Regions from separate parts of the Homo sapiens genome. Here region 1 is linked to region 2. Evidence: chromatin contacts called from ENCODE Hi-C or POLR2A ChIA-PET data. All regions are on one chromosome and are shown on one strand. Each heading gives the region's core, a stretch centred on a gene start or an enhancer-like site at or near the end of the contact. The rest is flanking DNA. Distances are from core to core; before and after follow the strand shown. Region 1 holds the start of ZSCAN12 (zinc finger and SCAN domain containing 12). Region 2 holds the start of LINC02980 (long intergenic non-protein coding RNA 2980).

Region 1 (4,164 bases), core at 151-2,650, 2.4 Mb after region 2:
TTTACTTCCAAAGGTTCATCCTGGTCCATGTGGGCCTGGATAGCCCAAGTAGATGCCATTTTAGCTGTGCTAGAACTACCGGTGTTTCAAGTAAGATCTCACCTGGAAACTGTATTCCTGGACAGTCCTGAAGAATAAGCCATCATTATTAATACAAACTCCACCATAAAGTAAAACTGCAAATTCTGAGAACTTAACTATGACCTTTGAAATCTGACCTCCGGATTAATGTACAATACTTACTCAGAAAAATACTCTGATAGAAAAGACTTAAGATTAGACCGATTTAGGCCGGGCACAGTGGCTCACGCCTGTAATCCCAGCACTTTGGGAGGCCGAGTCGGGCGGATCACGAGGTCAGGAGATCGAGACCATCCTGGCTAACATGGTGAAACCCCGTCTCTACTAAAAATACAAAAAAAAAAAAAAAAAAAAAATTAGCCGGGCGTGACGGCGGGCGCCTGTAGTCCCAGCTACTCAGGAGGCTGAGGCAGGGGAATGGCGTGAACCCGGGAGGCGGAGCTTGCAGTGAGCCGAGATCGCGCCACTGCACTCCAGCCTGGGCGACAGAGCGAGACTCCGTCTCAAAAAAAAAAAAAAAGATTAGACTAATTTAAAGAGAAAGACTGAGGAAAGGTGCCAAGTTGTTTCAGGACTTAAGAGTAAGACTTGTTGGTAAACTTATTCTCATTTGGTCCTAAATGAAAGACAAATGGAATAAAACTAACATTTAGATCAAGTAAATAATAATAACAAAAGGTTAGGACATCCTTGATTAGTTACTTTTATCTTTTGAATGTCCAGATGTCTGGTGGAAACCATGAAATCACAAAAGCTACAGTCATGTAAATTTATTTCTTCAGGGACTTAATCTTTCTGCTCCTCATTCTTCATTTATAAAGTGAGAAGGCTGAAGAGGTTACTCTTTAAGGCTTCCCTCTAACCTCGTGGTCTGTGATTATAATCTGAAGTGAGGAAGGCCCAGGAAAGGGTCCCTAGGACGCCGGCGAGCGTCTGTGACCCACCACTGTCCAGAAATGTCGGTAAGCGCTGAACCCAAGGATACACAGCCCGAAGCAAACGCGGAAGGTATGGGCCTTACAGCCTGGAATTGCTGCAGAGACTGGGAGCCAAACCCTCATCCTAATGTCCCAACGCACTTTGGGGAGGGAGAGCTTCCCGCGGATCCGCCTGGGTTTGGGAGGACCGGGGTCCACTCTGCACCGGCCAGGGCCTGAGGGGCCCAGCAGCTGGAATACAGCAATCTCCCGCCCACCTGCTCGCAGCGTACAGAGCACAACATCGCTCACCTGCGGCCCCCAGGGCCAGAAGAGAACTCCCTCCTACGGAGCGAAGGCAAGAGGCCTCGAACCCTTTTGGGACCCGGAACCCATCAAAAGTGACCCACAAAGGCCGGAAGCGGCCACGGGGGGTCTAAGAACCAGCCCGCGCGGGGCGCACTTCCGCGGCCGCTCTAGGAAGGGAGCGAAAGGGGCTTTCAACTCGGTAGTGTTTCCGCGCGTCTACGTGAGAGGAAGGTTGATGGCTTTCAGGCCCGCTGGTAAATGGAACGGGTTTATCTTCTCCTCTTCTTTACCCAGCCATTGTCCACACTTCCCCCGACCCGATGGGTGGTCGAGGCTTGTAGAACTGATCTTAAGACAGGGAAATCCCTTGCGTCTCCATTCACTTTGGGATTCTGTGTCTCTGAGGTTAGAGATGCCTCAAAGGGATGTTCTCCGGGGGACCTTCCCAAATCCGCGCTTAGCGGTGGCGAAGGGACTTCTTCCACACAGACTTCTCAAGGGCCAGCCGGCTGGTTTCTGCCGGCTCTTTCGCCATCCACGATTCTTTTGATGTTCTCTTTTATGTGCTGATGTATGATTATATGTCAGAAAACCCGGTTCAATGGAAAAACTATAAAAAAAGGATAATTTAGTAAAATAGCAAGATATAAAGTTAACACACTAAAATCAACGACCTTCATATATGTGAATAATCAATGATAACGAGTTACGAGATATAATGGAAGAGAAGACCATATTTACAAGAGCAGCAAAAAAGTGAAACTAGGAATAAACTTAACAAGAAATGAACAAAACTTCTATGGGGAAAGCTTTAAAACATTCCTAAAAGGCCAAGTATACATTTAAACAAACAGAAAGCGATATGAGGTTCTTGGAAAGACTCAAAGAGGTCAGTCCTCCCTAAATACGTATGCAACTGTAGTATTCCAACAAAAATATCAACAAATATTGTTCTGGAATTAGATAAACTGATTATAAAATTCATGTGGGGAAATAAGAATAGCCAGGAAACCCATGAAAAAGAAAAATGGTGAGGGTCAACCTTATCAGATACTGGAACATACCCATATAATTTTAGTGTATTAACAGAGAGAAAGAATAGACCAGAAATGGATCCAGGTATGTAAGGATATTGAGTAAATGATGAAGGTGACACCACATATCAACAGGGAAATGAAGAACTTAGAAGTTGTGCTGGGATGATAACCGTTTGGCAAAGGTAAAACTGGATTTGTATTTCCCACCACACATCACAATAGAGATAAATTCTAAATGGATCTGAGATCTAAATATAAAAAATCCACCTATACATGTATTAGAAGAAAACATGAATAATAATTCTAACACGTGGGAATAGGGAAACATTATCTAACCATATGACTCAAAATCTAAAACCCATAAAAATAATAAATCTGGCTACATGAAAATAAAATGTATTGCTTGTCAAAAAAAAATAAGGAAAGAAAAAGGCTTGCAACATATCACAGGCAAGGGCTAGTTTTCCAAATACCTAAAGAGCTCCTAAAAGTTGAGAATAACCAATAACCCAATAGAGAAAATGGCCAAAAGAAATAAATAGTTGACAGAATAAGAAATGCTAGCAGCCCTCAAACATCTGTAAATATGTTCAACTTCACTCAAAATATGAACATACAAATTAAAAACTATGCTGACTGAGGCACCGTTAGTCATCAGATTGGCAATGGTACAAAAGTTTGACAGCATGCTCTACTCATGAGGAAGGAGAAACTCTTAACATTCTAGTGGGAATGCAAAATGGTACAACCCATAGGTATGAAAGATAATACTATACAGCAAAATTATATATGTAAGTTTACCCTTTGTTCCTGCAATACCACTTCTAGAAATCCATCTCAAAGATACTTTGACAAAAATATGAAGTGACACACACACAAGATTAAATGAGATCAGGAGAGGCCTGATTTTTAAAATGCCAAATATGAGGGGATGAAATTGAGAAATTCTCAGGAGGAAAAATGGATCAGGGCTTCATCATTGATTATGTGGGGGATAAGAGAACCAAAAAAAAAAAAAAAAAAAGCCTGGTATCGTCAGAGGATGGTGGTCCCTCCACCAAGACAGGGGACACTAAATGACAAGTAGCATTTTGAGAAGAAATTTATGAGCACAGCTTGGCCATGTTAAGTTCGAAATCCTAGGAAGCATTACACTGTAGATGTTGCTATTTGTTAATGGATTGGTTTAGGGATTTGTGGGTCTAGGAGTCATGAGAAGAGAGTTAGCTTGAGATCCATATTTTGGAGCCTTCCACCTTTCAGTAATGGTTAAAATGATTAAGATATCTCATGAAGTGTGTGGTGCTAAAAAACAGCCTAGGACAGATTTCTGGAGTGCCCTTTGCCCCCTACTGCCAGCCCTATAGATTCTTCTTTCAGGGCGTCTGCGGAGAAGGGAGAGAGAGATCCCTCCTCACACCGTGCCAGGGCTCAAATCTCACCTGAAGCCGTAGAACATCTCAGAAAACAACAGACAGAGAAATTATTGGACAACAACTTGAATTCAACCTGGAAGTGTCCCTCAAGCTCACTTTGGGGTCCTTTTCCAGGCATCTTGAAGGATTTTTGCAATGCAGTTGTTTTCCAAGTTCCACTTGGCATGACTTACTGTAAGAAGCTGATATGAAAGTCTCACTTAAAAAGTCAGCTTGCACCAAGGATGATTGACTTGGCATAGTTCCCAGGGACCTAGGTGAAACAGTCAACTTTTTGTCACAGATGCAATGTAGCCAGAAGAAAAGAGCATCTAAGCACAAAGAGAGCTTAAGACAGAACTCCGAGTAAAACCAATCTCCGTCTTTTGACACTAGAGAAACACA
Region 2 (3,763 bases), core at 849-3,348:
GTTGGGATTACAGGCTTGAGCCACCATGCCTCGCTTCTACACTTATTTTTAATTCTAAAATAATTTATAATAATAAATATTAACAATTAGATTTAATTACTGATAAATATTAAATGTTAAATAGGTTTTATTAAATAATTAAATAAAAATGAAAATAATCAGTATTTCAATTTAATTACTAATTATAATTCACAGTTATCCTTGTAACTCCTAATGTCTATATAAAAGATTTTTATATTTTTTAATTCTTAAAATTTTATTATTTATTTCACACCAGGCCATCACTGTGATACATTTTTTAAAACACATTAAATTATCACCAGAAAAGTGCTGTGATGGAAAATATAAATTGAAATACCTTTTCTGGTTAGGAGAGTAATTCTGTTTTTCTGATAGAGAATAGAAGAGTCCTTCAGGCCCCTCCAAACTGTCATATTCCGGGCATCGGGTGTCCCCATCCTCACTTCAGTCCACAGGCAGGGTCCTCAGTCTTCAGCGCTCCTTCTCTTTCCCCTTTGTCTTGTGTCTCCTTGGGTCTCTTTTCTCCAAGACCTAAACTCCCTGAGGACAGGACTATTTTTTACATCTTGATGTCACTCCTGAGCACTTGCTTTAATGTGTTGGACACTGGGTCCATTAAAGATTGTATGTGAAATTATAAAAGAAACGTTTTCACCTTTCTGTGGTACAGCTATAATTTCTGGTTTCATTTACCAACTGGGTGAAAGTGGACCAGTGACACCATTTGTCTGGGCCTTCCTTTCCTGAAATATAATATTGGGGCAATAGTCCCTGGTTCTTGTAAGGTGTTCAGGCACAAAACGCTAGGCATGTAACATACTAAATGAGGTTTTCCCAGTTAATTTATATGATTGCAAAGGACGTTCATATACACGGTCTGCTAAAGAATTCTGGGGCCAATTAATCTCTGTGGCATGATGGGTAAGTCGATCCCTTCTCTGGGCGTCTATTACTTCAGAAAAGGCATGAACTCAATTTTAGGGACCACACAAAAAAATTTATTCACTATCGTGTAGGACTTGGTCATTAGAGAGCTTTTGTTTCTTTTTTTTAAAATTTTTTTTAATTTTTATTTTCGTGTATGTGAATTTAATGGAGAGCTTTTAAATAACCAGATATTTAAATAACCAGATAATACAGATGCCCGGCCTGCTCCAGACAAATTAGAAAAGTATGTAGGTGAGGAGGGACCAGCCAGAAGGCGGTTTCAGCTCTGGAGTGACACTGAACGTACTTCTCTTCCAGGGATGTCACGAGGTGTCAATTTCTCTGGCCTTACCCAGGTCCATGCCCGCCCCCAGGGGCCCCAAGAATGACTTCAGCACCCCACCCCCACCTCCCTCTCCAGATGTGGGTCCTGGGAGCGTTCAAGGCCCGTCAGTCACTCGAGCCACCCCTTGGCGGCTGGACCAAATCTTGGGCTGCCGCCTGGATCTGCAGCTGGAAAGCGCCGTGACCACCGGTGTCCCCAGCTGGAGCAGGGCGGGCTGCACGACTCGCGAGGACGCCCTGAACCGCGGCTTCCTCTTTCATAGCCGCAGGACTCGTGGTCAGAAGGCCGACTCCAAGCCTCAGCGGATCCACGAAATGGCCTCTTTGAGGCTGTGGTGAAATTTAAGATACCCTTTCCCTGCCATTGTTACTGACGTACTTCAGCAAACAGGTTAAAGTTCTGAAAGGACGTGGTCACGACTTTATATTTCTTACAGATTTGTGTCTCATGTTTTGTGCGTAAAAACCATTCGTCCTCATTTGAGATTCTCATATCCGTAATTCAGTTATACATAAAACTGAATTCAGTTATATCATAAAATGTTCCCATGCGGGGAATGATTCGTTGGGGTCTCAGCCTGAGGCCAGACGCAGCAGAGAGATCGGGAGTTGGGGGATGGCGGGCGGGGAGCGGAGAGGAGGCCGCCCGCCGCCAGACTCAGGGTCCAGCAGAGCAGCAAATGCTCCCCGGCTCCCAGCCAGGGCGCAGCTGCTGGCCTGGGGCCGCCCCTCACGCCGCAGGAGCCCCGCCCGCAGCGCCGGCCCTGCCCCTGGCCTGTGAGGGCGCCAGCGCCCCCTACAGCTTGCAGTCGCCCTGCGCGCCTCCCCGCGAGGCTTGTTTTCTAGCGCCTCTGGTGGGCCGCCTCCCGCAGGCCTGGTGTGAGCCTGGGGTCCGTTCTCACAGCTGGATCTGGGGTCTGAATGCCGCGCCCTCTGGAGAGCCACAGATGGGTCTCCGCTGATGCTTCTCTCAATTTCCTCTAAGAGCGAGAGCTCCGGGAAAGGAGCCGATCCTGGTGGAAGACTACAGGTCTGAGTCCACTGGACGAAAAACGAGGTGCGTTAAGAGACCGCGGGAGTGGGGAAATGGGGAAGTGAGGGTGGGGACTGGGCAATGGGGGCGGGACGAGAGGTCTGGGGCTGGCGGGGACAGGGCTTAAGAGAGAGCCACCCCTCCTAGCCTTGAAGCTGTACCGAGCTTCCCTGTGATATTTTAAAATGCAAAAGTACAAAAATTGAAGTAATGGAACTATGCGTACGCACCTCCTAGATTTTTAAAGGTTAACGTGTGACTGTGTTTACTTCAGATGTTCCTGAAATAAATGAAAATGACCAGTTAAAATGAAGGAAGAACGCGCTTGCGTCCCTCCTAGAGGTCAAACACTCTTCTGAGGATAGGTTGTATGCTCTCAGCGCCTCTTTTTATTAAAAGTATTAAGAAGTACTTTTCCAAATATTAGATGTAGTGTGTCATATCATTTAAACGATTTTTTTTGTTTAAAATAGTCTTTTAAAAATAATCTTTTTATTTTTAGATTTTTTTGAGACAGAGTCTCGCTGTGTTGCTCAGGCTGGAGTGCAGTGGCGCCATCTCCCCTCACTGCAACCTCTGCCTCCCAGGTTCAAGTGATTCTCCTGCCTCAGACTCCCAAGTAGCTGGGATTAAAAGCGTGAGCCACCACACCCTACCAATTTTTGTATTTTAGTAGAGATGGGGTTTCACTATGTTGTCCAGGCTGGTCTCGAAATCATGACCTCCACTAATCCACCTACCTCGGCCTCCCAGAGTGCTGAGATTACAGGCATAAGCCACCGTGCCTGGCCACTTTAATCATTTTTGTTTTTGCATCTAGTCTAAGAAATTCTGCACTAAAATTCTGCACTATTTTCTTCTAAAATTTTAAAACATTTTCTATCTGTGTCTTTGTTAGATGTAGAAACTTTTGTGTATGATATGGGGTATAGCTATAATTTTATTTTTATTCCATATGAAAGCCAGTTTCTCAGCCCAGGTAATTGAATAGACCATCCTTTCTCCACCAACTCTTAAGGCTACTTCTGCTCTATTGTGTTCATAGTAGTTTCTAGGCTTTCTGTTTTGTTGTACTGATTTCTTCACCTATTTTTGCATCAAGGCTCTCCTCTTGGGGAAATAAAACAATCCTGCCAACCAAAGACCCCTCTGGATCCTCAAACACGCCATCAGCATGGAAGGCCGCTATGGCATAGCGAGAGATAAATAGGATTCAGGCAGTGCTGTCCTTACATCGCAATCATTCAGGTAGTTAGCAGGAGCATCAATCAGTACAGATATCCAGAGCTGATGGTCTTATTTGTATGAATGCCCAGTGCATATGGGATTGGAGGGGAGGGCTTGGAGTGGGATGAGGGGCTAGTGGGATCCAGAAAGGGGCTAGTCTTCAGGTCTTCCCTGGAGAGTATGTAATCTCTTATAACTAAGTGTTGATTT

Evidence for each region. Hi-C counts contacts between places; a loop is a spot of excess contacts on that map. ChIA-PET counts read pairs that join two places held with the same protein, here RNA polymerase II (POLR2A). Pooled maps may share reads with other maps.
Region 1: a pooled map shows a loop between it and region 2 (9-fold over the local background). The contact joins the promoter of ZSCAN12 here to the promoter of LINC02980 in region 2. A Hi-C loop is called at or near these places in 2 of 50 pooled maps. POLR2A ChIA-PET finds 5 or more read pairs at or near these places in 2 of 52 experiments (GM10248 and H1).

The regions. Positions count from the first base shown.
Region 1 is chr6:28,398,347-28,402,510 of GRCh38, forward strand. It overlaps ZSCAN12 (zinc finger and SCAN domain containing 12), which reads right to left and starts at 1,401. Exons shown (of 4, transcript NM_001163391.2): 1 at 1,311-1,401; 2 at 1-127. The coding sequence starts at 59. It overlaps LOC105374998 (a long non-coding RNA gene), which reads left to right and starts at 1,473. Exons shown (of 2, transcript XR_926659.2): 1 at 1,473-1,561. RefSeq lists a silencer at 454-523 and an enhancer at 1,535-1,784.
Region 2 is chr6:25,990,569-25,994,331 of GRCh38, forward strand. LINC02980 (long intergenic non-protein coding RNA 2980) reads left to right here and starts at 2,099. Exons shown (of 3, transcript NR_186645.1): 1 at 2,099-2,350. It overlaps TRIM38 (tripartite motif containing 38), which reads left to right. Exons shown (of 8, transcript NM_006355.5): 8 at 1-663. RefSeq lists a silencer at 1,908-2,217 and an enhancer at 2,208-2,417.